6 separate regions of the Mus musculus genome follow, and all the other regions are linked to region 5. The links are chromatin loops, found by intact Hi-C in ENCODE. Cell type or tissue: left cerebral cortex. All regions are shown on one strand.

Region 1 (5,000 bases), 470 kb after region 5:
CACACAATCAGGAACCTCATATTAAATTGATTGTTTCCAAATATCATAAAGCTAAAAGTATCTTTAAACTTATCATTCAGACAGATATAGTTTTTCATAGCTCAGGGTTTGTTTTCTTGAGAGTAATAGGTCTCCTCTGTGGGAGGTGAGTGTCTTAGTCAGGGTTTCTATTCCCACGCAAAACATGATGACCTAGAAAGAAGTTGGGAAGGAAAGGGTTTATTCATCTTACACTTCCACATTGTTGTTCATCACCAAAGGAAGTCAGGACAGGAACTCACACAGGGCAGGAACTTGGAGGCAGGAGCTGATGCAGAGGCCATGGAGAGGTGCTGCTTAGTGACTTGCTTCCCCTGGCTTGCTCAGCTTGCTTTCTTATAGAACCCAAGACTACCAGCCCAGGGATGGTACCACCCATAATGGACCCTCCCCTCTTGATCACTAATTGAGAAAATGTCTTACAACTGGATCTCATGGAGGCATTTCCTCAAGGGAGGCTCCTTTCTCTGTGATAACTCCAGCTTGTGTCAAGTTGACACATAAAACCAGCCAGTAGAGTGTGGGATTGTTTTACACAGCGGGAACAGGAAAGGATCCGCATGGAACCAATCTCCACAGGTGTTCCTGCCACTCTCTTCAGCCCTTGCAGAGTAGAATGTACATTCTCAATCACTTTATGGAAGGACTGTGGTCAGCAAGGGTTTCAAACTGAAGGAGAATTTTATCACCAGATAAAGGGCTCGACCTGCCAAGTGCAAACTGAAATTAGGGATAGGGGTGGACACATAGAGAAGGCAAATATCAGGAGATGAAGTTAGTGAGGAGAACCAGAATACTCACTGAAGGGCTTTCTGTTTTGGTTCATCTGTCCTCTTCTGCGCATCTTCTCAAAGACAAGCTCGTGGGAAACACCAGGGAGCTGCCTCCAACCTTGGGTAGCCAAGTGTATCTGCACAGGATAGGAAGTGGGGTGGAACAGCCACTGAAGTGTGTGGCATGGTTCTAAAAGCCCCCTGTATCAGCAGAGTTGGTTGACAGCCCAAAGGCAGCTTTTCTGGATCCCCTACCACCGTCACACATGCGCACACTTCACCTGACCACCTGGAGGTCCAGGACTGAGTGTGGCGTATGTCTTACTGTTGACCACAGATGGAGGGACTCTTCAGGTGGACAACCTCGGCTTGAGGGTCCCTCACTAACCTGGCCACAGCTTCCAGAGTTACGCCACCATGTGACTTTTCCTGGGCTAAGGATTCTCCACAGTTCCACTGTTACCATTCTTCTTTTCAAAAACATAAATATGCCCGGCAGTGGTGGCACACGCCTTTAATCCTGACACATGGGAGGCAGAGGCAGGTGTATTTCTGAGTTCGAGACCAGCCTGGTATACAGAGTGAGTTAGTTTCAGGACAGTCAGGGCTATACAGAGAAACCATGTCTCAAAAACCAACAGAGAGAGAGAGAGAGAGAGAGAGAGAGAGAGAGAGAGAGAGAGAGAGAGAAAGAAAGAAATAACAATCCCTGCTACTGTTTAGAGGCAAGTCTTACTATACCTCTCATAGTAAAGGTTTGACCCTTGAGCCAGAGTAAGTCGGGAGCTAGAAGATAAATGCCCCCCTCCCCCAAATGCACATGTGAAAGCCTTAACCCTGAGGCAATAGCATCTAGAGATGCATTTAGAGATGAGCCTTCGGGAGGTAATGTTAGATGAGGTTATGAGATGAGCTTTTAAAATGGGGCACATGAGTATTTATCTCTGTTGCTGTAATAAAACTGCAACTGTGATAAAACTGTGAACAGACAAAAGCAACTTATGAGACGAGAAAATTTATTCAGTTTATACTTCCATATCATGACCCATCATTAAAGAAAGTTGGGGCAGGCAGGGATTCAAGAATTTGAATCAGAAACAAACAAAAATAATCATGCAAAAACAAGACATTATTTGTGGCTCAATTGCAAAATCATTCTTAGCTAGCTTTCTTACACATCTAAAGATCACCAGCCTACGAATGGTACCTCCATAGGTGGCTGAACCCTCATCTATCACTTAACAGTCAAGACAGTGTCCTGCCAACCAATCTTATCTGGGCAATTCCTCAATAGAGCTGTTCCTCTCACAAGGCTCCAGGCTGTGTCAAGTTGACAGTCACTAGGACAGTATCCTTTGAAAACAGGTATCAGAGCATAACACTTATGTATGCCCTTCACTCCTCTGATCTCTCTCTCTCTCTCTCTCTCTCTCTCTCTCTCTCTCTCTCTCTCTCTCTCCTTCTTGTCCTCCTTCTCTCGTGCATGCATAAAAAAGAAGTTCTCTAAGCACACAGTGAGAGATTTTAGTTGCCTATAAGCAAAAAAGAAACTGGCCATGTTGACATCCTCATCTTGACCTTCTGGCTTACAGATCTATGAGAAAGTTAACAGTTTTGTGCTACCCAGCCTATGACACTTGGTTGTGTCAACTGAGTTGACTAAGACAAAATCCCAGGACCATCTGGCATTATTTGTCATAATGATAGTCACAACTGCATTTTTTCACAACTGCACATATTTTCACAAGCAAATTCACCAAACAAACATTTAAATGCATTTTTATCTCAGTAAATACAGGAAATAAAAATCACACTAAGAAAACAAAGTCTTTTAAAGTTTTCCACAAAGAATATAGCTTTTAAGTGTGTTCCTGTCATGTTTTGGTCCTTGTTGAAAAGTGCTACTTGGGGCTAGAAAGATGGCTCAGTAATTAAAAGTACTGGCTGTCCTTCCAGAGGTCCTGGGTTCAATTACCAGCAACTGACATGATAGCTCAAAACTTTGTATAACTGTAGTATTATGGGATCTTGTGCCCTCTTCTGGTATGCAGGCAAAACACCCATATACATGAAATAAATAAATCTTAGAATGAGGAGGAGGAGACATGGGAAAGAAGAAAGGAAAGAGAGGGGACATGGGATGGAGGGAGGGAAGGAGGGAGGAAGAGAGGGAGGGAAGGAGGAAGGGAGGAAGGGAAGAAGGAAGGAAGGAGGGAGGGAGGGAGGGAGGGAGGGAGGGAGGGAGGGAGGGAGGGGCCACTCAGGAATACTCAGTACACCTCAGATGATTTTATGACCCAAAGGCAGAAGCAATACCCTCAAATTAAAAAACAAAACAAAACAAAGCACAGTGTTATTGTATTAAAGGTTAAATGATTTGCCGGGGGGGGGGGCATTGATTAAATCAATAAACCAGTGATAGCTTTGAAACTTAGGACTTGTATTTAAAGTATTTAAAGTTTTCTGCCTCTCATTCCATTCATGGAAGTCTGGCATGGTGTAATATGTGTGGAAACAAGTAATATGTGTGGAAACAAGGATTATAAACTTAAAATTACTTTAATTCAAAGTTGATTTAAAATTTTTGATAAGACCACAAATCCCAGTGGCAGCTAGTGAGGAAACTAAAGGAACCTAAACTGAAAGGAAATATGGGAATTTGAAGTCATGAGAATGCCAGTACACTGTAGTCTGGGTAAAAGAATGAATAATAATTATATTCTAGTTACCATAAGGTTGTAAACAGCATAAAAAGCCTGAGGAAACAGCTTTGAAACCTAGTTCCATTAACATTTACTAAACTTTTATTAATATCTTGTTGCCCATACAGAATTTCTATAGAATGTGTTTGCCAGAATTACATAGAAGGAGCATCTGCCTGGTTGGTTCTGACTAGGTTTCTCTATGTTTCTCTAGGTGAAGATTGAATACTTGCACTGAGCAGGACACTAGTTATTATATGACAGGTGGTGAGAGGTGGCCTCAAAGTCACTTCACACTCATCCATCTCCCCTTACAGACTGTTCCATAGTAGACTTCTTTTTTTTTAATTAGGTACTTTCTTCATTCACATCTCCAGTGCTATCCCAAAAGTCCCTCACACCCTCCCCCACCCACTCCCCCACCCACCCACTCCCACTTCCGGGCCCTGGCATTCCCCTGCACTGAGGCATATAAAGTCTGCATGACCAATGGGCCTCTCTTTCCACTGATGGCCGACCAGGCCATCCTCTGATACATATGCAGCTAGAGACACGAGCTCCGGGGGGGGGGGGGGGGGGCACTGGTTAGTTCATATTATTGTTCTACCCATACGGTTGCAGTTCCCCTCAGCTCCTTGGGTACTTTCTCTAGCTCCTCCATCGGGGGCCCTGTGATCCATCCAATAGCTGACTGTGAGCATCCACTTATGTGTTTGCCAGGCCCCAGCATAGTCTCACAAGAGACAGCTATATCAGGGTCCTTTCAGCAAAATCCCACTAGTGTATGCAATGCTGTCAGCATTTGGAGGCTGATTACAGGATGGATTCCCGGATATGGCAGTCTCTAGACAGTCCACCCCTTTGTCTCAGCTCCAAACTTCGTCTCTGCAACTCCCTCCATGGGCATTCCGCTCCCCATTCTAAGAAGGGGCAAAGCGTCCACACCCTGGTCTTCGTTCCTCCTGAGTCTCATATGCTTCACAAATTGTATTCTATATCTTGGGTATTCTAAGATTCTGGGCTAATATCCACTTATCAGTGACTACATATCATGTGAGTTATTTTGTGATTGGGTTACCTCACTCAGGATGATGCCCTCCAGGCCCATCCATTTGCCTAGGAATTTCATAAATTCATTCTTTTTAATAGCTGAGTAGTACTTCAACATTTTAGAAAGGGCAATCTGCAAATTCATCTGGAATAACAAAAAACCTAGGATAGCAAACACTCCTCTCAAGGATAAAAGAACCTCTAGTGGAATCACCATGCCTGACCTAAAGCTTTACTACAGATCAATTGTGATAAAAACTGCATGGTACTGGTATAATGACAGACAAGTAGACCAATGGAATAGAATTGAAGACCCAGAAATGAACCCACACACCTATGGTCACTTGGTCTTTGACAAGGGAGCTAAAACCATCCAGTAGGGAAAAAAGACAGCATTTTCAACAAATGATGCTGGCACAACTGGCAGTTATCATGT
Region 2 (5,000 bases), 490 kb after region 5:
CGCACGTGTGTGTGTGTGTGTGTGTGTGTGTGTGTGTGTGAACATGTGTATGTTTGTATATGTGTATGAATATGTGTGGATATGTAGATATATGCGTATTTATATATATATGTGTGTGTGTGTGTTATTTTTATAACTTTAACCCTTCATATACCTTAGATGTGAATAAGATTGAAGAAGATGGTTACCTGGAGATGCCAATGGATAAGGAGAGGGAGTAAGGTTCATAAAAATGCTTGTTATTTCTGGCCAGAGAATGAAAAGAGAAAGTTGAGAAAGTAAGAGTTTAGATAATCACTGTGTGTCTTTGACCAAACATCACAATAGGAAAGGAACAAACTATCAGAGTTGCTAAGAGTCAAGAATGGATCCAGGACTATCTCTCCACCTGCTAGGGAGTGGAAACTTGTGATTGTCCCCTCATTCAGGTGTCAGTAGAGGGCAGCAGGGAGTGATGAGGAGACATTCTACCCTGACACTGTCATTGTTATGATTTGACAAATACAAACATGGTTCTGAAGCCACTCATTCAATATGTACGTTACCAGTAAAGAAACACAAGCCTAATTTGATGAGAATGAAATTGTTGCTTGTTGGTATAGCAGTTAGCCAGGGAAAGCTGGTTTGTTGGGTTTTTTGTTTTTGGGTTTTTGGGGTACTTTGGGGGTTTGTTTGTTTGTTTGTTTGGGCTTTTTGTTTGGTTGGTTGGGTTTATTTTTTTTTTTTTTTTTTTTGGATTTTTGAGACAAGATTTCTCTGTATAGCCCTTGTTGTCCTGGAACTCACTTTGTAGACCAGGCTGGCCTCGAACTCAGAAATCTGCCTGCCTCTGCCTCCCGAGTGCTGGGATTAAAGGCGTGCGCCACCACGTCCAGCTTCTCCTCGGGAAGGAATCCTCAGAATTTTCTTTCGGCCCTTTTTAGCATCTGGCTCATTCCATAAGAGCTCAATTACTCTAGATTCAAATCTATTCTCAGGCTAATGTATATCAGTGTCGTGGTCACCTTGAAGACTTTTTGCCAGTTAGTCATGCATCCTGAAAGGTTTTTCAGTCTATAATGTTATTGTTTTGGAAAGCAAACATTCTTCTAGCAAATGGATTTTGAACACCAGGTTTAAAATGACAAAGAAACCTGCCTGGAGTTCCTGAAGCTTCTGTTCATAGGTGAATTTCACCCTTACCATTTACAATATATTTGGGCTGGAGAGATGGCTCAGCGGTTAAGAGCACTGACTGCTCTTCTGAAGGTCCTGAGTTCAAATCCCAGCAGCCACATGGTGGCTCATAATCATCTGTAATGAGATCAGACGCCCTCTTCTGGTGTGTCTGAAGACAGCTACGGTGTACTCATTTATAATAATAAATAATCTTGGGGCCAGTGAGAGCGAGGTTGACCAGAGCAAGCAGAGGTCCTAAATTCAATTCCCAGCAATCACATGTTAGCTCACAACCATCTGTACAGCTACAGTGTACCCATATACATAAAATAAATAAATACCTCTTTAAAAGCAAAAACAACAACAAAAAAAAAAAACGATATATTCATCATTCATAAAACAGCCCCCTCTTTTCCAAGAGGGTAGTTACTCTATTTCAACAAGGAATTCTATAAGCTGTAAAAAGAGAGATGAACTTTTATTGCTAATACACGCGCGCGCGCGCGCGTGTGTGTGTGTGTGTGTGTGTGTGTGTGTGTGTGTGTGTGTAATTTATCAGATTTCTAAACTTTGGCCAACTTTCATATGTTTAATTTTATAAACTATAAACACTGTAAGAGTTTAAGTTGAATTTTTTAAAAGTTGGGGTTAAATTTTTCTCTCTAGGGGGTTGTTTTACTAACTCACAAAACTCTCCATACACAGCCACTGCTATTAAGAAAGAGAGAAAGCTAAATATATATATATATATATATATATATATATATATATATATATATGATTTTATACACACATGAATACACATGTGTGTGTGGTGTGTATCCCTACCTAATTAAATTTTGACCAGGAAAAGAGCCATAGTTGACCTCAACAGGAGATCACTAAAAAGAAAAGAAAAAAGGGGGCCCAAGTGCCTGACCTAAAATTCCACTCACCCCACCCTGCTTTCCTCCACATTCATGGCATCTTTGGGAAAGAGCTTTGAGTGTACAATATTCGCCCGATTTTTGCGGTGGACCAGGCTAGGCTGATCCTCAGATCTCTTCCTCAGCTGTTTCCACAGCTTAGACCCTGCCTCATCTGACACTGGTTTTTGGCAGAGCCTGGTTCCACCAAAGAATTAGGGCATCTTATACTTCCACATCATTTTGTCTTCTTAAACAGTATGTATTCTCTAAATTGTAAGTAAATAGGTAGGTACCAGTATTTTCCTTTTACAGCTCTTTGAGAAAAGGTATTTACAACGTTAGAAACCAAAGGGGAAGTTTCTGATAGTCAGGGCCCCACACCCTCAGCCTTCCCTGCCTTTCACAGCCAACCTCCTGCTTCTTCTTTAGAATGGTGCCTTTGCACAATAAAAACACCACTTGCATAAAGCATCCAACCTTTTCCTTCCTAAGAAAGTCCCCTTTTCTAATTAAAATATGCAGTAGTCTTAAACACTTCATTACATCTTACAAATTTCAGAAACAGTCTCCTGCTTCAATTTTTGATATTAAATTCAATGTGAATTCTAGCCTCATGTTAACTTTAATTGGAAAAAAGTAGTGCAAAATGTACTTTAAAGGGAAGTCGTACCAGATTAATAAGAATTTCAAGATAAAAGCACGATTGAAATATTTGCTGAGAACCATATCCTTTCATTCAAATAAGGCTAAAGCCGTGTCAAGATTATGAGATTATTTTTTTTCTCAGTATCCCGGAGCAGAGCTAGCGAAGTCTGTGGAGGTGGTTATTCTACTCACCCCTGCAGAAAAATCCACAGAGCAGCCTCAGAAGCAAAAAGCCTTTGGGTCAAATACAGATGCTATTGCTTGTCTCAATCACTAGATGGCGCCATGAGAATCTAAAATAGCCAGTCCTGGCTCATGAGTCCTGAAACAGCTTTGTCAGCATTTCTTAAATTGCGAGCATTCCACTTTTAAAAGAAAAGGGGGGAAAATATTATTTGCTGAAAATTACTTTTAGCAGTTTTGTGGAAAAAAAAACTTTTCTCTAAATGTTTTCAACGACATAGGATTCCAGTAGTAACTGTACTTGTGTTTAAGTCTTGCCACTTTTTCGAAACTGCTTTCCTTCTCTAGTTAAGAACTGTCTACGATGATTAGTCAGCCCCGCAGTGTTCTGCCAAGCCGAAAATGCTGCATTATTGGGCCTTAAAAGCTCTTTCCCAAAGAGGCCATGAATGTGAAGGATACCAGGGAGGGGTGTGCAGAAGGGCTTAGAAGAAAGAAGAAGGAAAAAATGAAATGTTGTAATTAAAATACAATCTCGAAAACTAAGCAAACAAACAGAAAAGCTTTTTTCTACGTTGCATAAATTTCTGAAAAAATCGAAATAGCGGTCGATAGAAGGTGTCTTGCCTAAAGTCAGATACGCAAGCTACTTGTCCCACTGAGCCCAGTTTTTCAGCTTGTGTAACCCAGAGTCATCAAACTGTAATTTCTGTGATTTCACAGGTTAGGTTTGAAAACTATGGCCCCAGACAAAGCCGAGTCCTTATTTTGATGATTTTTGAGAAATAGCCTCAAATTTCCAGATTCGGGGTCGTCTCTTAAATAGATGAAATTTGTCAGTTTATGATTTCCACTTGATACAGAACAGATCTTAGGACATATTTTTCCGTCTGTTAAGTTATTAGCTAAAATGTCTCTGTAGCGGATGCTTCCCTTTGCGCAGAATCCTAAGGAGATGGGGCGGGGCGGGGCAGGCGTGGGATATTCAGCGGCTCTAGTTATTTCCTTTCCTGCAACTCTTCTACTCTATCAGCGTGATTAAGTATCTCCGACAGACCACAGTCGTGCACTAAATATGCGGTGCTTAAAATAGTAACATAATCATTTGTTTGGCAAATGAGGAGTGCAGCAAAGCAGCATAAACTGCTTTTTAAAGCTGAAAGTGTTCTACTTTCTAAATCCCTGAAGTGCAAATTATTTCCAAAGAATGTGCTACTGTCTGAGCGTCTTTCGCTGTCTCGTCTGGTCGTTTTCTACGTTTCTACGCTTCCTTTTCCTTGGGAAACGAAACAGAGGAAAGGAACCTCACCTTGTCTTCCACTCTTCACAAGACATGGGGATTTCTCTCCACACTGTCTGAGACAAAATGGACCAGACAGCAAAGATCTCTCTCTCTCTCTCTCTCTCTCTCTCTCTCTCTCTCTCTCTCTCTCTCTCTCTCTCTCTCACACACACACACACACACACACACACACACACACACACCACCTGTTGCCAGAAGAGTGTGTCTGCAGGTGGTTGGACATAAAGCTTTATAAGAAAGAGTAAACAAACTGTGGACCCCGGGGTACTACCATATTAATCTATCAGACAAGATGTGCCCAGTGGTACAGGAGAGGCATAACTACCCTGGGCTGAAACCAACTCCTTCCCGATTAGATCCGATGCCCTCTTCACAGAAGGGAATGCATACCTTATATGGTAGACTTACTTGGTCAAAAGCCTATGGTTAGAGAGATGGTAGACAGACCCTATCAGGGGGGGCCTACTAATGTTTTTCCTGAACAAATGTCATTAAAATGCCTTCTAAATATTTATGATGACACCCTTAGACTAGTGCAGCTTTCAGCCTTGGCCAGAGAAGCGCCTTTTGACAGTGGGACATGCACACATACAAGTAAATATATAAACGTCATTAAACATTTTTATATAACTGAAAAACAAAGGGGGAAATAATTGGATTGATTCTTATTATCAATTCTAGAATCAAGCAATAGCTTGCTCGGTCTATAAAGTAGTGTTAGTGTGAGATAAAACGGCAGGCTTGGCACTATTGGAAGAAAGAGGTAGGAAGAGAACCAGGAGAGTCAAAACTGGTTTTGTTGT
Region 3 (5,000 bases), 660 kb after region 5:
AAATTTCAGTGAACTATGAAAGGATTGGCCTCATGCAAAACACTTTCTTGGAAAATTGATGCTTGTAAGCTCTGCTCATTTTCCCCGAGTGCTAATGGGCAGCAACTGTCAGTTACACTCTGACTTTTCAGTACCCCAGATCTGTTTAATGACACAGCAGAGTGTGCAAGTTTTGGACGTTTCTGGGTCTTTAGACACACTCCCCTTTGTCGCACTAAAGAGTCCAAGTTTGAATCTAAATAAGAGGAGGAAAGTTCTCTTGGAATACCTCGCCCACAGTCACCTCTTTGAAGCCCAGAGTTTAGTGCAAGGAGAACATTAAACCCTTTCCCAAAGCCAGTTTTCCAACCGCAGTTACATAGGTCAGAAGATAAATGTTTATTGACAGTAGGGCTTAGTATAAGTGTACCGGGCTGGCAGCCAGATCTTTTGGTTCTAGCCTGGTGGGCATGTCATGTAGGGTTTGTACTCTGTTGTAGTTTGCCCAACCAAAAAATTGAGGCTGCCCACTAATCAGCTGCATTTCAAGAATCATTCTGCCATTCCCACGAGAGATTAATAATTGATGGAATTTTATAGCTAGAGCTCAGGTCATGAAGGGCTTTGTAATTGGCCAAGGATCTCTAGTGCGGAGACTGCAGGGACCAGTTCTTAGCCTAGTCCTTTTTCTTGTAGAATTATTTCTATATTGAAAACTTACAAGGTTTTTAAACAATGCTAACGTAAAGAGGCTGCTTGCCTAGACGGCCATTCATTCACCAGGTGTTGATTGAGTGTGTTTTCCCCTGTCGTGGAATGTACAGTCTAGCAGTGGTGACAGATACCTAAAAAGTAATTGCAACTAAGTGGTTGTCAGCCAGGACCCCAGCTGTGTAGGCAGTGAGACCCTTACTTGTGAGAGTGAGTAAGGTAGAGTCTAATTTGAGATCGTCATTGAGGGGAAAGGGCCCAACTTTAGATCAACCGGTGAGCATAGATTCTAAGACACTGAGTGTGGTCGGAGAAACTTGGGATCAGGAGACAACCAGAGGGAGGACAGACATTTCTGAACACCCCAGACGGGAGGCACATGTTCACAGGCCATAAGGAAGGAAAGTTCTAGAAGTGAGTGGGTCAGGCCACACACAAATGAACCTCTGATGGGTACAGGTCAAGGGTTGAGATAATTTTATAAGAGTGTTACATTAAAAAAAAATGAATTTTATAGCTATATAAGATGAGTCAGCTGGTGGAACAAAGAGCAATGGAAAGCCACGGTTAGTGGAGCCAGCTGTTTGACAGGGCATCCCTAATCATAACAGGTGTTTTTTTTTTTTTTTTTTTTTTTTGCCTGTTTCTCTACAAATACATAATATAATATGTATGTCCCTGCAGCTGTTCTGAGTACAGGAATTCACTGTAGAGACGAGTACTCCAGATTGCTGTCTGGACAGAGGTAATCACTATGTTTGTTATTTATCATAGCTATGGAGGTGCGAACGAACTGCAGACCCTGCCTGGGCTCTGCTCATTTCTAGTGCTCAGGGAAGCTGCCCCCCAAGATGCTTAAAGTAGCCATAGCTGGTGGCAGGTATATGAGGTAAAACTGTTCAAACTATGATTTGAAAGTGTATAGTGTTTATGCCTTTCCCTTAAGGGTCATTCTTTCTTTCTTTTTGTTTTTTTGTTTTTTGTTTTGTTTGTTTGTTTGTTTTAAGGCATTTATTGTAGAAAAGCAGAGAGAGGGAGAGAGTAGAGAAGTAGAGGTGTGGAGGGGGGAAGGGAATGCAGAGAGGGGAGCAAGGGGCAAGAGAGAAGCAAGGGGCAAGCAGGTTCTCTTTCTAAAGGTGTGTGTAGTGGTCCAGAGGGCCCTTCACAGTCATCAAGAATAAAGTAAATGTATTAATTGCTGTGACTACTCCTAACGTGTTGGTTTCTTGGGTGGTTTTTCCTTGACTGCAGGTTTTCCCTGCTTTAATCTGTTTAACTTGATAGTGCTGCCCCCTCGTGGGAAGCCTGCGGCACTGCGTCTTGCTGCCTGCCTTCGTTCTGTGTTGGACTTGTTTGATGGAATATAGAGCATGTTCTGAGACGATGGAGACAGTCCATTTGGGAAGTTGCTGGGGTTTGATTATTAGCCAACACATCAGTTGTAACCAGCACCTTTTGGAACCATCCAGTGTCCTTCTCCAGGGTCTGGAGCACGTGTTTTGAGGAGCTCCCCTTCTGATGCAGCCCAGCCAGTTTTCCAGTGGTGAAGCTTATGGCCGTCCTATGAGTGTGCTCAGCACACATATTCTTTTGTTTAAAAAGCTTGGAGATGTAGCTTATATATGTCCACACTTTACTCATTCGTAGTGTGATTCATTATCGAGTTTGTCGTATAATTCATCGTGTACAAACTCTGTGTGGTGGTCCGGGGAATGACACTGTTAGGAGGGGGTCACTGATGGAGTAGGTGTGGTCTTGTTGGAGGAAGTGTGTCACTGTTGGGGTGGGCTTTAAGAGTTTCCTTATCTTCCTGGGGATGTCAGTCTTCTCCTAGTGGCCTTCAGATGAAGATGTCGTATCTCAGCTCCTTCTCCAGCACCATGTCTGCCTGGATGCTGTCATGCTTCCTGCCATGATGAGAATGGACTGAACCTCAGAACCTGTAAGCTAGCTTCAATTAAATGCTGGCCTTATAAGAGTTGCCTTGGTCATGGTGTCTCTTCACAGCAGCAAAACCCTAACTAAGACCTCTGCCATAGTCATGTTAGGCTTATTCTTCCTTTTTATCTTGTTCATTTTTCTTCCCTCCCGACCTCCCTCCAGACCTCTCTCCTTCCTCCCCTCCCTCCCTCCCTTCAGCCTCTGCCTCTAGAATGCTGGGATTGCTGCCCCAGCTTAGAACATTTTCATACCACCAAAAGGAACCGCACTTGTAACTCTGGCCCTTCCCCATTTTCATTCATTCCGCACCTTACACCCGTGTCCTAAATAACCTTGTTTGCTTCTGTCCCTGTAGATAAGCTTGGTTTTGATGTTTTCCATAGCCGTGTCATCTTCGGTAACTGGCTTCTTCACTTGCTATAATGCTTTCAAGGTTCATCCACCTTGTAGCTCGAACTAGTTAATTCTTTTCACAGCTGAATGTTTTTCCATTATAGATATGGCTCATTTGTATAGCCGTTTATCAGGTTGATAGGCGTATGAATTGTTTCCCCGTTCTGACTAGTAAGAACCGTGTTCCTGAACCATTTTCTACGCAGGTTTTCTGTGGCTGTGTTTCCACTCTCTGTGCTTGTATGGCAGTGACTTTCAGATAGCTGTCGGGCTTATAAAGGAACTGTCAGATTGTTTTCCAAAGTGACCCCATTTGACCTTTGTACCAGCCGAGTGTGAAGTCCTGGGTCCTCCATAAGCCCAGACACTACAGCATCTAGTAGGAGTGAAGTTGTATCTCATGGAGGCCTTGATGTGCATCGCTCTAATTGTTGATAATGTCTTGCATTTGTAAAATTCACCACAGGGAAATGTCCATTTTGTTCGCTTTGAAAATTGATGGATGGTTATTTTTCCTTGCTTGGTTGTTTGTGTGTGTCCTTCTCACCCCTTTATGTTCCGTTACCTGTATCTTTGTTTCAGATGAACTTACTGTCGGCGTCATTGCTGTTAAATAGAGTGGTTCTGTAATAGCTGATGGTTCGCATTCCGTCTTCATTTGGTGTGTTTGAACTACTCACATTCACTGTACTTGCTATCACTTTAGCATTTTTTTTTTCTGTTTTCAGATAGCTTTACTTTGAGTTTCATGATCATTTTTTTTAAAGTTCTATTTGAGGGGATTAGTTGGGAAGAGGAAGTGAGGTCAGCAGGTGTGGCTGGGGGAGGCATGACATGGCGACACGGGATGAGGGAGGGTTATGGGCTATATGATTTAAAAAAATACTTTCTAAACACACGCAGAATTGTTTAAATTAGTGAAACCCATGGATATTGTATATGATAATAAAAACATTTTAAGAAGTTTCTTTAGATTTACTCACTGTTTTTGAGTGTATCTTTTTTGGAGAGACTTATAGTGATACTGTCTGTCCCTTAGCAGGAAGGTTTTGGAATTAAGGTCTAGTGTTTCTTCGGTAAATGACACCTAGATGTATATCACGGCACTATGCCTGCATGTTTGCAGTTTGCAACTAGCAGAAAGAGGAAGGCACTGGCTGGCACGGAGCCCTTCTCAGCATCAGATGCACGAAGCTTAACATTAGTTTTCTTTTTCCATACTTTGTCGTACTCATTTACATAAACGAACATGCCACTCACGTATTAGAATTAATTCCCTGCAACTGTAGTTCAGTTCCAGATATGAGTTCTGTGGAAGGCACTGACACCTTCTGTGGAAACCAGTTGACTATATGGAATGCATAATAAAGCATTAGAGACTTCATTTGCAAAATTATGTGCTACACATTCTATCTAATATTCACATACGTGAGTGTATGCATGCTCACATGCCTGCACAGCGCCTCCTCTTGCAATACACTGCTGAGGAAATCGCTAATACCTGGAATTCTTTTAACATGACCTACAAACTTTGGTTTTGTATTCCATAAAATAAACTGTTAGCAAGCCAATATGCCACTGTGCCGTGCGTCTCACGGGGTCACCTGCCATTGTTGACAGCCCGTAAGCTGCAGAGCATTACGCTGGTTATCTCAGGCAGCCCACGTGTAGCCGTGGCGAGGTATAATTCGTAGGTACAGCATTCCTTCTGAGTGCAGAGAAGGTTTGCGTTGATAATGACTAGGAAAATGTTCACGGTGGGGTGGCCTGGGTACAACAGTGCTTCACTACTCCTTGCTTTGGCTTTTAAAGAGCTTGTATAGCATAGGACTCCATTTCATGTCACCGTGTCACAGTCACAGTGAGCCTACAGAAGGTACACAAGAAAGGGTCTGTCCTTTGGCGTTTTGAGAATGGTTGAGAGATCGTGTCCTGTGGCGGGCTTGAAGAATGCCTCAGATGGCACTGCACGGTAT
Region 4 (5,000 bases), 480 kb after region 5:
AGTGCTGGGAGCTGAACCCAGACTCTCTGTAAAAGCAGCCAGTGCTTTTAACCACTGAGCCATCTCTGCAGCCGCTAGTTGAATCATTCTTATATGCATAGTTGTTTTTCTTTCTTCTTTTAACCAAATATTGTGTAGTTATAGGCAAACACCCTTAAAAGCAACTAGTTTATGTGTATGTGTTATGTGTATGGATGAATACAATACCAGTGACCTTTATAAACTGGTCAGTAGAGTCCCCATTTCCAAGGTATGTGGAAAGAGCAACATTTTCCCCTTGTTTTCTCAAATTTTGTTCAACTTTAAGAATCTTTATTTCTTGAAAGTTATCCTCTGCTTACATTTTGTTTGTGTGCTGTTTTATTTTTTGCTTTTGTATTTGAGACGGGGTCTCATGTAGCTCAAGCTGGCCTAACCTAAAACTCACTATGTCCCTGAATATTCCACCATACCAAATCTATGCTAGAGATTGAACTTAGGGCTTCATTTATACAGGGTAGGCACTCTACCAAATGAAATCCAACCCCTAAATCTATACTTTCACTATTATTGATTTGTATCTCAGTTGAATCTCAAACTGTTTTTTAATTCCCTTTCTGTAATTTCTTAGGATCTCTTCTAAATAAATGCCAGAATCACCAAGTTTTAAAAGTGCCTTAATATTCCCTGTTTTCTCTCTCTCTCATTTTGTTTTTGATGTAGAAACTGAAGCTCATGAGGATGGAAAGATTTGCTCATGATTGTTTCAGAGTCAGCCACAGCACAGTGTGTAGATTGAGTAGCTAATTGCATAGATGATCACAAATGAATGAGTAAGCTCGCGGAAGCCAAAGATTCTCAAACAGACACACTACTAGGACAGCATCCTTTCTAAAAAAAATTTTAAAAAACAAAACAACAGCAACAACAACAAAAAAAGCCTTGCTACCGAGACTACCCTAAGTTCTCTTGAAACTGAAGGTTTGTGACATTACATAAAAGTCCAGGCTGTCGAGTTGTGATATTCAACTTCAAAACATAACACTTACTCAAAAGTCCAGTTTATTAGTAAAGAGGCTAAGTCGTGAAGAGACAAGTCACTAAAAGCCTACCTACAGTTGAAGAGAGAATAGGTAAAATCCAAGCTTGGGTCTTGAATGCTTTTGCAATAGACTGTTTCTTCTCTTTTCATGGTTCCACCAGCTCAGAGATCAAATGATGCATCTATGCTGTTTTTTCCTCTTTGATATACAGGACGTCATGTACCTCAGATGAGCATCAAACTCACCGCACTGCCAAGGATGATCTTGAACTCCGGATCCTCTGCCTTCACCTCCCTCGTGCTAGCATCACAGCTGCACACCACCCCAGCCAGATCTGCACACCACCCCAGCCAGATCTGCACACCACCCCAGCCAGATCTGCACACCACCCCAGCCAGATCAACTCTACTTTTTGAAAGACAGAAAAAAATATCTAAGGTTAGCGAAACTGATGTGCATGCATACTGACTGCTTTTGTGTTTCTTCCCTCGGGCACTTATTCACAGAGTAGTAGACACTTGAAACACAGGGCATTAATGCACCTCTTCAGGGGACAAAAAAAAAGCAGAATGTAACCTTCCAGGGTGTTCAGCAGAACTCTCAACTACAAGCTCTGATTACTGATTTAATGTATGAAAAACATTTATTTAATATGTTGTTCTAAGGTGTATACTAAGAAAGAAAGGGGATTTGAAAGGAATCTGCAGCTAGCATGATGATTAAATAGTCAGAAAGGAAAGAGTTACACAGAGGGAATTATACTGTCAACTCAAGAGAAATCAACATAATAATAGTTTTCTAGGGTATGAAAGACTATTATCCTGACAACGATGACAGATTGTTCTCCATTTCCAAATAAAATAAAACCAGAGGAAATGTAACAAAACCTGGAGAGTTTTTTCCTGAGTCTGCTGAGCATGAAATTTAAAACTTTGTTTTAATTCATAGTGGGGAAAAAATGGAATTTCAAGGACAATGGAATTTTTTATCTCATGAGACACCATAAATTTTTGTTTAACCCAGGGTGAACCTATGATTTTTTTTTTCTAAGTAAGGCACATATCAGGGGGAAACTGGAGAAAAATTGACTTCAAAGTCTCTGAAACTTCCAGAGTTCTATAATATGAATTTTTAAAATATCATTACATTAAAAATATAATCCTACCATTTTCTACATAAAACTATCCCCAACTAGTATTGTCATGGCCAGTGCAATCTGGGTACCACAGCCTTGGTCCAGTTCGCCCACCTGTCTACATATAATCTGAGGTAGGCTGGGTACTGTGTCAAAGTCCCAGGAAACAATTCCAAGAGTCCGAGGGTGGTGGTCCTCTGACGATCACAAGGACCTAGTGACTAGAAATCTAGCACATAGGAGTGAAGGATGGACTGAGGGGATTCAGTTTGTAAGGGCGGTTGCTCCTTTGGAAGTTCTCACTTGTGAAGAGTTTCTGAGCAAGACAGTAATTAGTGACCAGACAGCAGAACAAGTCAACGCAATGATAGGTATGCTATGGGCCAGCACAGATCTTCACACGCAGTGTGGCCTTCGAAGAGACACAGTTGAGGAAACAGGTTCAATTCTGAGGTCTACCCTCCATCCCCACTCTTCTTGATGTTCCTTCCTGACAGAACAGAGGTGCGGTGAAAGATTGGAGGCCGGGGGTGGGGGGATATAGAAAATATCTATTGGAAGAGGGATAGCTACCACTCAGGAGGCAGAGACAGGCAAATCTCTGTGAGTTCAAGGCCAGCCTCATCTACAAAATGCGTTCCAGGATTGCCAGGGTTACACAGAGAAACCCTGTCTAGAAGAGAAAGGGAGGGGAAAGGAAACTGCAGAGTGAGCCTTCTATTACCAACCCTTTCCTGTGCATGACAGAGGACAGCCAACTAATAAGCTATTTGTAGAAAACTAGTTTGGGGGCTCCAATTTCTAGACCTCTTCCAACTTTCAATCTACCACTCACTTATCCCATAGCTTTTTACCACTGATAAATTTATCTCTGGTGGTTTTCTTGAATAGTTATATTCTGAACAATGTTTGACTCTTTAAAAAAAAATTTTTGTAAGTCAACTATCCCCAGAGTGCCTAAAACCTGGGGACAGAAATAACTTTTCATTTTTATGCTTCAGTAACCTAAATGGGCCACACTGGATTTTATCATTCAAACAATGGGGGAAAATATGGATTGAAAGTGAAAATAAGAAACTTGAAGCCCATGGGAAAGAAGAAACATAGAATGAAAGTATTTCCTAAGCAGAGCACTAATGAAACTCAAAGATAACACAAATGCTCAAGATAATTGAAGCTAGGTCTCTAAGTGGTACCATCTGAGTAGTAAAAGATGTCTAAATCTTGAAGTATGAATGTTTCCCCGTGCATTTGGGGCTATCTTTAGAAAACCATGTCACACTTTTACCTCTTTTCAAATACTGATTTTGTTGGATTCAATCTTCAACGTAATCTTGTTTTACAAAATGTAAGACTAAGGGGCTGAAGAGATAGCTCAGAGGTTTAGAGTACTGACTGCTCTTCCAGAGGTCCTGGGTTCAATTTCCAGCAGCCACATGGTGGTTAACAACCATCTGTAATGAGGTCTTCTGACATGCAGGCACATATGTAAGAAGAATACTGTGTACATAATAAATAAATAAATCTTTTTTTAAAGATAAATCTTTTTTTAAAATTTATTTATTTAATGTATATGAGTACACCATTGCTCTCTTCAGACACACCAAAAGAGGGCATCAGATCCCATTACAGATGGTTGTGAGCCACCATGTGGTTGCTGGGAATTGAACTCAGGACCTCTGGAAGAGCAGTTGGTGCTCTTAACTGCTCAGCCATCTCTCCAACCCAAATAAATCTTTTTTTAAAAAGCACAAAATGTATTTTTCCAGTTAAATAAGCCCATGGGTAGATGGCGTATGTGATTTGAAATTAAGCTTGTTCTACAGTGTAATTGAACTAACTGACATGCAGCATCTAACTCATCCCCCCAGTGTGTTTAATCTTTTTTTAAAAATGAGATTTAAAGGCATCTGCAAACCTAATTACCATGAATTCCTAAGGAGCCCAAATCTATTGTCATACTAGAACTTTACAACAGTGAGAACTGTTTGAAATAAGTAGGTCATGCTAATGCTGAACAACAGTTCTTGACATTTTGAAATTATCATTGGTGGAGATTTTTTACAAAATAGGAATTTAGCATAAAATTGCTGTTTTTCATTCACCAAGAAACTGTACATGGTTGAGAAGGATGCAAAACCATTATGCAGTGTCAGGATATATGCAAACTATAAAGGAGTACCAGCGTTTATAGGCAGCTTGCACTTACTAAAAAGAATCTGCAGACATAACGTATTTCTAAAAAGATCAAACAAATATATGCTATTGGTAGAGGAAATGTGTGTGTGTGTACATATATGCCAAGATCCTGAAGCTATAGAAAAATAAGTACCAAGTAGATGTGTAGATGCCAATATAGAAGTTAAGACAGTAAGGTTTCATCACCTTCAAATGGGAACGTATCAGTTTGCCTCTAGAAAATATTAACCTAAAGAGATAAAAATCATTGTGAATTTAAAATTAGCATGCAAAATGGCCACAAGAACCTTAGACTGAGGAACGTAGGTTAGATGAGCTCTAAATGAGTCTATGTGGTTCTAAAGTGACAAGGATGCTTTATCTCCTAGGGTATGTACAGCCTAGGGATGCTGGAAGAATGGTGGCAGGGTGCAGTAGAGGGCTGGGTTTGTCATGTCACCCAAGAAAAGGCACATGGTCTGTGTAGCCTACGGTTGTGTTATGGGAAAGTTAGAAAAGTTTGACTCCTGGAAAGACACCAGAGAACCAGAGAGTAGATGACACTCCTAGAGAGGTCCAATCTGGAACAGTAAGTATTCAGTGACACGTGTGGGTTGTGATGTGTGTGACTCCATCAAGACTATACATCTCAGGGGGGCATCAAA
Region 5 (5,000 bases):
GAGGAACATCTCAAGAAGCACTCACCGGCATCTTCAGTGGGCATGTCCACTATCAGTTGGTCACTGTACTTTCCATATAAACCATTAGAGCATACGGCCACTATTTGAAGAACGTAACTCATGTTAGGTAGTAAATTATTGAGAATGGCACCCTAGGAGAAAGATAATCCAAATTATACAAAGATGTTATTCTCAGAAAACTATTAACAGTGAAAAATTAATCTTGACTATTTATGCCTTCATGCAAATGCATACGTGTGGTCACATGTATGTGTATTTGCACATGTGTGCTCACAAAACAGTAAATCATTTTCTTTATAAATTATGAGAGGAAATATTTGCTCACTATTTCAGTTCTCCTATACTATTATCTCTATATTGTAGACAAATTAATTTAAGAGTAGTTAAATTTTATCTGTTGTGTTCATATACTATCAAACATACTAATAATGGCAGGTTTATTAAATGGGTTCCCAGGACCAGTCTTGCTGCCTAAGTGTGGACCTCAGAGATTTCCTGGTTTTGCGGTGTCTTTCTGTACTTGCAGGCAGATGAGAGGTTGCTCACCTTTCTCTACCCCTACCAAATCAAAGTCTCTGACCCAAACTGTGACATTTGGGTCACAAAAGGATTCTGAACTGTATTATCTGTAATTCCCTAAATGGCTAAGAGGGTGTTTTATATTATTCTGTCATCAAAGTAATGGCCCAGTTATCACTTTACACATGTTATCTAGAAATGCAAAGCAAACAATTTTTAAGTCCACTACGTGGTTTTTTTGTTGTTGTTCGTTTTTGTTTTTTCTTTTGATAATATAGAATACACAACATATGTAAGGTGAGATTCTTGGGCCAAATGTGAGATTTTAAATAGAGTACTTAATTATTCTTTACATCACTTTATTTATGAAGGAGGGGCACACTAATAATGTCCAATGCCTAAGTTTCCCATGTGTCCATCTTCCATAACATTGTTGACAGTGTCATGATGTTCTCATATTTAATTCCAACTACTGCTATTATTTATTATACCATATTCCCTGGAAACATCATCACTCAAAATGTAAAGTGACCAAAAGTAAAAAAAATACATGGGTATTTGTAAGTTCTTACCTTGGAAGTCAAACTATAATGTTATCAGACAGAAAGTAATTCATCTTATAGTTACCAAGTCCTGATAGCCATCTGTTAAGAACTCATGCTTGGCTTGGTCATTTCCCGCCAGTGGCTGGTACAGAACTGCAAACTTCTCAATCATGGCGTCATAAACGACCCGAGGTCTTTCCCATGTGACCAGAAGGCTGGTGTAATTCTCAGGGTCAGCTTGCACATTTTCTGGTTCTGAACTACACACTTCCGGAAAAAGATAAAATAAAAAGTGAGTCATTGGCAGAGTCATTGTTGGCTTCCAGGGTTTATATTAAGTAAAATGTACTCTCTGGACATTTTAAATTATATTTTAGTTCAACATGAAGTAAGATATTCTGCCTTTTTATCATGATACCTTCACTTTTGATGATCTTTTTGTGCCTAAAATTAGATTTTGTTCGTAAAAAAAGAGGGTTACTCTGGCTCAAATTCTGGAGAGTAGAAGTCCTGGTTGAGGCCCCTTGACTATGACACATCTTGATGGGAGAATGTGTAGACCTCACTGTCTGTATGGTCTCTTCCTGTGCCCTTAGAGCACCACCAGGATTTAGTCACAGATGTTCCATCCACAAACCCAATCCAGTTACTTTCCAAAAATCCCACGTGAAAACACTGTACTTTGATTATTTTCTGCCCTTTTAAAACCATTAAAATATAATAAGAACAATAGCTTCCTCCCCCTTTTCCTTTGCTGTTGCCTAGGACATAGTTTTTAGAGTGCTTGACATGAACAGTCATTTTAGAAACAATGAATAGTGTTTATCTCCAAACTCATGGTGTCTGTAATGTGCCTTGCTTGAGACTTGACAAACATATTCAGCTTAGGACTTAGGAAAAAAACTATAAAGCGTTATCTATATTTGGATTTTTGCTATTAGAGAAAGTCAATATAATTCAAAATTTCCAACCCTAGAAATCCATATCATAACTACAATCATCAGTCTTGTCTTTTTGAGAACCGCTGATGAAATTCATTTCTGGTATCATTAAAAGCTTAAATAAATAACTACAGGGAATTAGGATATTTGTCTCCTGTGGAAATAATATTGTGAAAAACTTTCCAAAACTTCTGAAAGTAACTTTTTGATCACTCTGGGTGGGAACTGAGCCAAACTTCAGTTGCTTCGAAAACAGTCTTGATGGTCGGCAGCATGTACATATATGTAATAAGTTTAGAGTAACTCACACAGAAAAGGTTACTTCCCACAGACATTTGCAAAGCATATGGAGAGAAAAATCTCTCAGGAAAAAGACGAATTAACAAACTCACTGACTAATGTCACCCCCATTGAGTCCTGGGAACCAAAGAGCATACACAGTCTGGTCCGAGGCCCCATTATATATACATCAGAGGGCTGACCTCACAGGGAGAGCAGGTGCCTAATCCTGTAGAGACTTGATGCACCAGGAGAGGAAGATGGGGGGAGGGGAGAGCTCACTCTCAAAGGCAAAGGGGAGGGGAATGAGCTGAGGAACTCTGGAAGCGCAGCGACATTTGGAATGTAAGTAAATAGAACAATTAATTAAAAATAGAAGAAAGAAAGAAAGAAAGAGAGAGAGAGAGAGGGGGGGGAGGAAGGAAGGAAGGAAGGAAGGAAGGAAGGAAGGAAGGAAGGAAGGAAGAAAGGAAGAAAGGAAGAAGAAAGAAGAAAGATACTCACTGTCTGGGCATTGTTTTCCAGGGATATCTAAAACTACAAAGCTGTGTCCTGTAAGTGTTTAGGTGTCTTAGATAAACCAATCCCCATGGGTAAGACATCTGAAATATGCCAGCAGCCGTTTTAGAATATGATCCTAATGGATTTTTTTTTCTCTGTTCTAGTTTGTAATTCGTCTCATAAACACACGAGGGCAACCGTGACTAACAATTTCCTGCACAAATAACGCTGACTTAAATGCGGTTTTAGCAATTTAGCAGATCAACTCCGTGGTTGCAGCAGTACATTAATTATTCACAAAATATAAGCACGTGCTTTGAATGAAAACAAGGATACATTTACACGAGTTAGGATTTTTTTCTGCAAACAAGTCATGTTATTTTTTGTTGGGGGTAGTTAGAGTGAGGTGTTCCTTTGAGGTGAGAGTAGATGGGTGGGTGGGGAAGCACCCTCTTAGAGGTGAAAGGGAGAGGATGGGGTGGGAGGCTCATGGAGGGGGAACCAAGAAGGACAACATTTGAAATGTAAATAAATAAAATAATTAATTAAAATGTTAAAAAAGAATCAGAGGAAAGAATAAGAGAAAAATTCTTTCATTGTGAAAAATGTGAATTCAGACCAAACATTTATTTTCTAAGCTATGTTTAGCCTATATCATCACACAATGCTGTCAGTGACGATTCTGTGATTTTTCCACCAGATGGCAGAAAACAATTAACCAATCTCAAACTAAGGGCAGCACAGAAGCTATCATGGGGAAACTGAGACCATCTCCTTCTTCCTGGTAGAGAAGTGCACCTGTAGAAGGTATGAGGGGATTCCTGGCAATATAATTTGTAGATCTTCTCCTCCTAAAATAAGTTCCTTTTTCTGGAGAAAATGGATACTTTAAAGTGACTTACAGTCTTTTAAAATGTACTCTTTAAAATTCAGTTATGCACCACATAAAACTCAAAGGTCTTGAGTAAAGTAGAAAAGTGTTAGTTGGAATATAACCACAGCATTCTTTTTTTTTTAATTAGATAATTTCTTTTTGAAAATTTTTTATTAGATATTTTCTCTATTTACATTTCAAATGCTATCCCCTTTCCTAGTTTCTCCCTCTGAAAATCCCCTATCCCCCTACCCCAACTCCCCAACCCTCCCACTCCCTTTCCTGGCCCTCACATTCCTGTTTACTGGAGCATAGAACCTTCACAAGACCAAGGGCCTCTCCTCCCATTGATGACCGACTAGGCCATCCTCTGCTACATATGCAGCTAGAGACATGAGTCCTATCATGTGTTTTCTTTGGTTGGTGGTTTAGTCCCAGGGAGCTCTGAGAGTACTGGTTAGTTCATATTGCTGTTCTTATAGGGCTGCAAATCTCTTCAGCTCCTTGGGTACTTTCTCTAGCTCCTTCATTGGGGACCCTGTGCTCCATCCAATGGATGGCTGTGAGCATCCACTTCTGTATTTGCCAGGCACTGGCAGAGCCTCTCAGGAAACAGCTTTGTTAGGCTCCTGTCAGCAAAATCTTGTTGGCATCTGCAATAGTGTCTGGGTTTGGTGGTTGTTTATGGGATGGATGCCCATGTGGGGCAGTCTCTGGATGGTCATTCATTCAGTCTCTGCTTCGAACTTTGTCTCTGTAACTCCTTCCATGGGTATTTTGTTCCCCCTTCTAAGAAGGATCAAAGTATCTACACTTTGGTCTTCCTTCTTGAGTTTCATGTGTTTTGCAAATTGTATCTTGGGTATTCTAAGTTTCTGGGCTAATATCCACTTATCGGTGAGTGCATATCATGTGTGTTCTTTTGTGATTGGATTACCTCACTCAGAATGATATTTTTCCAGATCCATCCATTTGTCTAAGAATTTCATAGAGTCGGTTTTAATAGCTGCATAGTACTCCACTGTGTAAACATTCTACATTTTCTGTATCTTTTCCTCTGTTGAGGGATATCTGGGTCCTTTCCAGGTTCTGGCTATTATAAATAAAGCTGCTATGAACATAGTGGAGCATGTGTACAAGTTAGAGCATCTTCTGGGTATATGCCAGGAGTGGTATTGCTGGATCTTCTGGTAATACTATATCCAGCTTTCTGAGGAACCACCAAACTGATTTCCAGAGTGGTTGTACCAGCTTGCAATCCCACCAACAATAGAGGAGTGTTCCTCTTTCTCCATATCCTCGCCAGCATCTGCTGTCACA
Region 6 (5,000 bases), 860 kb after region 5:
TGAACTCCTGTGATATTGCTACTACCAATTAAGATTAGGCTGTTTTAAAAAGTCTTATTATATTAATTATGCTTATTTTTCCTCAAAAGAGTAATTAAAAAGTAACAAACTGGTTGCTTGTACATGCCCCAAAGCTAAGAATGAAAGACCTTGGAAATATAGCAACATCTTCCCCAGAGACCTGTGACACCCTGGCAGCTACTGTGATGTCATACCCTTTACTTCTGGTAAAGTCCATATTATTAGCAAACTCTTAAAGCAAAGCATCGACATCTTCCCCAAAGGACGGAAACAGCTTACAAAAGCGTTGTAAAGAAATATCTGTGTGTGGTTTGAAGGGGGAAAATCGGGCAGTTTATGGCTAATCTATTAATATCATAATGTCAGTCACCAAGTGGAAAGAAATGTCACTTTTGTTTTACCAGTTGGAATTGTCCCAAACTCCCAAGTTCCTTTACAAAAGTCCTAATTGAGTGAATTTCCTCGAATGACAGGCACTGATTTAATTCCTTTTCATAGTTTCCGTCCTAGAAAGGGTAAAAAAAAAAAAAAAAAAAAAAAAAAAAGCATTAAGTGACTTGGAACCAGTCAACCATCTTTCCTCACTCCTTCTTAATAAATAGATCAAACTCTGTAACACTCTGTAACAGCTAAACTTATTAAAGTTATAGAATTCACAGAAATGATATGTTGTCACAACACTATCCAAAGATTTAAAAAAAAAACATACTTGATAAGACCAACTGTCTGAGCTAAGCCAACAGTACCTTGGTAGTAAGGGGGTGGGGGCTGTGAGTGCAGGAGACAGGATGTGTGGGACCACAGTTTAGGAATGCAAGTTTCCCCCTTGGGCCTTCTGAGTGCTCTAGAGGTGAAAATATCTCAGAGCATCTGTGCAGGTAGCCCCAGTGTGGATCACTGCCGGTGAAGGGTTTCATAGACTTGCACCTACCAGCCCAGGTTTCCACACAAGTATTTGCCTCCTAGTGTGACCCTGAGATGGAGTGATGCTGTGGGAAGAGGTGTGTATGACAGACACTATCAGTACCTTTGTGAGAATTTTTACATTCTCGTCTTCCAAATTCTCCAAGTATGGGGTTCAAAAAAAAAAAAAAAAAAAAAAACAATGGAGGAATATACTATGATAACCTGTACAGAGATTTTAGTGTATAACCATTGTGCTAGCCTACCATTAAAAAAAAAAAAAATCAGCACTCCTCTGAAACACTCCACCCTGGCTGTCAGCATCTAGCTTGCAGTGCTAACAGTCATGAATATTTAAGCAAATTAATGTTTTAGATCAGTTCCCCTGGAGTCATCCTGGAGTACCCTGGCATCCTAGATTGCCTTTAAAGAGTTCTAAGAGCCTCTGTGAAGTATCCTAAAGTGTATAAACATCTACCATTGTTTCAAAGTATCCATGAATATTCCTCAACAACTGTGAGCTTTTTTACATCACTTTCTTTCATAACCTTTCACAGGCCCACTGAGTCAATATAAAACAATGTTGCCCCTTAGACCAGAAAAAAAAAAATCCAGAAGCTCACAATAATAGGTAATAATTACAAATTAATTTCAAGTAAAGAATTAAATCGCACAATAAAAATAACCGGTGACTGCAAAACCGCTTGTCAGTGTGCAAGTGTGAGCTTACCACGAATGCACCTGCTGAGTCACGCCTCTGCAACATCTCAGAAACCATGGACAGTGAAGACGCATTGGAGAAGAGGAAGTCGAAAGTATCCCTTAAAATAATATTTTCCGCATTTTGGTCCTCCGCGCTGAAATTCTCATCATCGTGAAAATGTAAATGTTCATGTACCTTTGAAGGAAGAGAAGCCAGTACAGTGAAAGGAGCCCTTAAGGCCTGGCTTATTCCAGGTTGGATTGTAGACCAGAGCTGCCATCTAGTGGTCTTCTGGAAGCTAACAGTTTTGTAAACGTGAGGACCGCTTCTGATGAAGGAAGATGCCAATCTTTTTTTTTTTTTTTTTCCATTTTTTATTAGGTATTTAGCTCATTTACATTTCCAATGCTATACCAAAAGTTGTTTCAACAGTGCGTTCATTTATCTTGAAACGCTTTATAGCTTACTATATTTCTCCACGGAAGATAAGACATGACATCCTTCCCCAAACACACGTTTTTAAAAGGTTGATGTCTACGATTACATTTGAAAAGTGAATGGCCACTTAAAGATTCTGTAAGATTGAAAATTTTATAGAAGAATCTTAAAACTGCAAATATTATAGTTTGGGAAAAAAGTAAATATTAGTAGAGTTGAACTCTGGTTACCCATTAGATTATTTTCTTTCCCTTACCTTCCCACTTTATAGCTCAATAGACAGCTTTTAAAAAATAAGTTAATGGATTCAATTTTTAAAATCTTTACCACTGAAGGCTGCTTAGAAGAAAAATATGCTGAGATCTGAAAAAAAATATGCTGCAATCTAAAAGAGTTATAACTCAAAGAAAACTAAAAAGAAAAACCCTCACATTTATAGGTACATATACCAGAAAAACATTTTTAAAATACACAGGACTTTCTATGCCTTTAAATTAAAATTTAAAACTAATTTGTTTATTTGTATTGCTAGGATAAAACCTACAACTTAGTACATTCCAGGCAAGAATTCTGCCAGTGAGCAGTCTGTCTAGTCCCCACAGATTTCTTACTTAAAATGGAGACCAAGGACAGAGTTATCTTTTCACAACACCACGAAAGTCCCTGAGTCACCTGTTTGCTATTACCGATATGTCTTGCTTTTCTCCGTGAACACGTATTTGACTTAATACCATCTTTGTTCATGAATTTGGGGAATTTGGGGAACTACAGGAAACTCGGTGTTTGTCCTGGTGTGTCTGCCATGGTTATTAGAGTTCACAGATTCCCCACTTGTTAGGAGCCATGGGTGCATCAGCCTGTACTGACTGCAATGCTAGTTATTATTAACCAACTGGTAGCTGTGAATGAAAACACACTCTCACCCCCCAATACACACCCTTCATCCTGCTCACTCACCTGGAGCACCACAGGATATCCTGAATCTCCATAACCAACATCAAAGGTTAAAAGCTGAAAACACTGTATACATCTAGAAGGGAAAGAACAAAGTAACGGGACATCAGAGTCTCTTAGCTACTCTTACTCTGCTATTGTAGCATTGTTAATAATTGATACTATTAAATTTCAATAAGTTAAAAGGTCAGTAGCATGCATAATAGGGAATTACATGAAACTGATTGTGGGGTTGAATCTCCTTTGTTCAGTAAAGAAAATGCAAATAGGCCTCCATTTTGCATGATATACTACATTAGCTAATGATGTTATTCCATGAGAACCCTGATATGGTTATTTTTAACACAGACATGTGCAGAAAGTGTGGGAATGAGCACCTCTCTCTTTTTGGACAACTAGAGTTAACATTTCCTTAGAATAAAGCAAATAAGCTAGAGTCAAAGAAGCTGAGGTCCGAGAACAGAGGTGACCCCATTTTCCCATCAAAAGCTTTTGTTTCTTTCTCAGCATCTGAAATCATTAGGACATTTGAGAACAAAATGCATTACATCTAGGCAAAGTTATATGCAGTCAATACTTAGTATATTTGCTGAAAATACTTTAAAGTTGTCTACAATTCCAAATTAATTTTAGGATCCAAGCACAAGCTTGTAGACCCAGCACTTAGGAAGTGGAGACAGGAGAATCATAAGTCCGAGGCTAGTGTATGTCGCAAAGTAAGATTGCTGAAAAAGAAATGATTATGACTATGATGACTATGATGGTGATAGTATGAAAAACCCTGAATTTTATTTCTTCTCACTATTTGGATACAAAAATGGCATGTACCAAACTCTGAAGTCTTAGAATCTGTAAATGAGGCCATGTATGTTTAAAAGATCATATTATAATGTGGTGACATACACTTTTCCAAGTACTATTTACTTTCCATAATTAAGCTTTACACTAATAAATTTTAGAGTCTTCCTCCCTTCTTCCCTCCTTCCCTCAATCCCTGCCTGTCTCTGTCTCTGTCTCTGTCTCTGTCTCTGTCTCTGTCTGTCTCTGTCTCTGTCTCTGACTCTGACTCTGTCTCTGTCTCTGTCTCTGTCTCTGACTCTGTCTCTGTCTCTGTCTCTGACTCTGACTCTGTCTCTGTCTCTGTCTCTGACTCTGTCTCTGTCTCTGTCTCTGTCTCTGTCTGTCTCTGTCTCTGACTCTGTCTCTGTCTCTGTCTCTGTCTCTGACTCTGACTCTGTCTCTGTCTCTGTCTCTGTCTCTGACTCTGTCTCTGTCTCTGTCTCTGTCTCTGTCTGTCTCTGTCTCTGACTCTGTCTCTGTCTCTGTCTCTGACTCTGACTCTGTCTCTGTCTCTGTCTCTGACTCTGTCTCTGTCTCTGTCTCTGACTCTGTCTCTGTCTCTGTCTCTGTCTCTGACTCTGTCTCTGACTCTGTCTTTGTCTGTCTCTTGCTCACCTATTGAAGGTCTTTGGTCCCAGAGTAGATGCGTCACTAAACACCTCAGCTACCAACAGGAGCTTGCTAATGGCTTCCTTCATGCTGTCCAGTGCTTGCAGAGGCGAACTGGTCCTCAGGAATGTCTCAAAAAACATCTGCAGCTGGGGGAAAAAAAAAACAGACATGGCAAAATAAATTTCTATCTGCCTATTGTTTCCAAGGTCAGTGATAGGAAGTGATCCTTAGGGTCCTTTAGGGTCTCCATGTCAAAACAAACGAATGAACAAAACAAAACAAAACAAAAAACAAGAAAAAACCCTTTAAATAGAAAAATGTGAGAATCTAAGATTTAAACATTTTTCATTTAAGTCACAAAGAAAAAGAGAAAGGTTCAAATACCTTACAACTCAGCTTGGCATTCTCTTTCCATTTTTCTTAGAGTATGGGATCATTGGAAGGAGAGTGCACCTAAAGTAGTATCAGGGTCGCAATCTGAGCTCTGTGGCTTGACATGTGGCTCTATCAGTCAGGAGAGTGGACTTCT

What was found. Peaks named below come from ENCODE experiments on the same cell type or tissue, not always from the same donor. Only the 100,000 strongest peaks of a DNase experiment are listed, where the experiment ranks them.
Region 1: it touches region 5 in a loop (4-fold over the local background); 7 of 42 quality-filtered maps call a loop at or near these places.
Region 2: a loop joins it to region 5, with 7 times the contacts of the local background. A loop is called at or near these places in 7 of 42 quality-filtered maps.
Region 3: a loop joins it to region 5, with 8 times the contacts of the local background. A loop is called at or near these places in 11 of 42 quality-filtered maps.
Region 4: it touches region 5 in a loop (5-fold over the local background); 9 of 42 quality-filtered maps call a loop at or near these places.
Region 6: it touches region 5 in a loop (6-fold over the local background); 11 of 42 quality-filtered maps call a loop at or near these places.

Annotation. Positions count from the first base shown.
Region 1 is chr6:22,517,479-22,522,478 of GRCm38, reverse strand. No RefSeq gene overlaps it. Among named protein-coding and RNA genes, the nearest start is that of Gm38774, 110 kb to the left of the region's middle. In left cerebral cortex, a CTCF peak has its summit at 2,842 (motif pointing left); no DNase peak of the experiment used is centred here.
Region 2 is chr6:22,492,107-22,497,106 of GRCm38, reverse strand. No RefSeq gene overlaps it. Among named protein-coding and RNA genes, the nearest start is that of Gm38773, 100 kb to the right of the region's middle. In left cerebral cortex, CTCF peaks have their summits at 438 (motif pointing right) and 2,978 (motif pointing right); a DNase peak (open chromatin) is centred at 2,981.
Region 3 is chr6:22,322,793-22,327,792 of GRCm38, reverse strand. All of the region lies in intron 5 of Fam3c (family with sequence similarity 3, member C), which reads left to right. Among named protein-coding and RNA genes, the nearest start is that of Fam3c, 31 kb to the left of the region's middle. In left cerebral cortex, a CTCF peak has its summit at 1,997 (motif pointing left); a DNase peak (open chromatin) is centred at 1,994.
Region 4 is chr6:22,499,669-22,504,668 of GRCm38, reverse strand. No RefSeq gene overlaps it. Among named protein-coding and RNA genes, the nearest start is that of Gm38773, 110 kb to the right of the region's middle. In left cerebral cortex, no CTCF peak of the experiment used is centred here; no DNase peak of the experiment used is centred here.
Region 5 is chr6:22,982,483-22,987,482 of GRCm38, reverse strand. Ptprz1 (protein tyrosine phosphatase, receptor type Z, polypeptide 1) reads right to left here. Exons shown (of 30, transcript NM_001081306.1): 9 at 1,168-1,352; 10 at 26-152. It overlaps Gm30493 (a long non-coding RNA gene), which reads left to right and starts at 1,786. Exons shown (of 3, transcript XR_377374.4): 1 at 1,786-2,650; 2 at 3,507-3,613. In left cerebral cortex, a CTCF peak has its summit at 2,990; DNase peaks (open chromatin) are centred at 2,533 and 3,053.
Region 6 is chr6:22,119,079-22,124,078 of GRCm38, reverse strand. Cped1 (cadherin-like and PC-esterase domain containing 1) reads right to left here. Exons shown (of 22, transcript NM_001081351.1): 7 at 4,475-4,617; 8 at 3,023-3,095; 9 at 1,655-1,822; 10 at 423-527. Among named protein-coding and RNA genes, the nearest start is that of Cped1, 140 kb to the right of the region's middle. In left cerebral cortex, a CTCF peak has its summit at 1,908 (motif pointing left); a DNase peak (open chromatin) is centred at 1,881.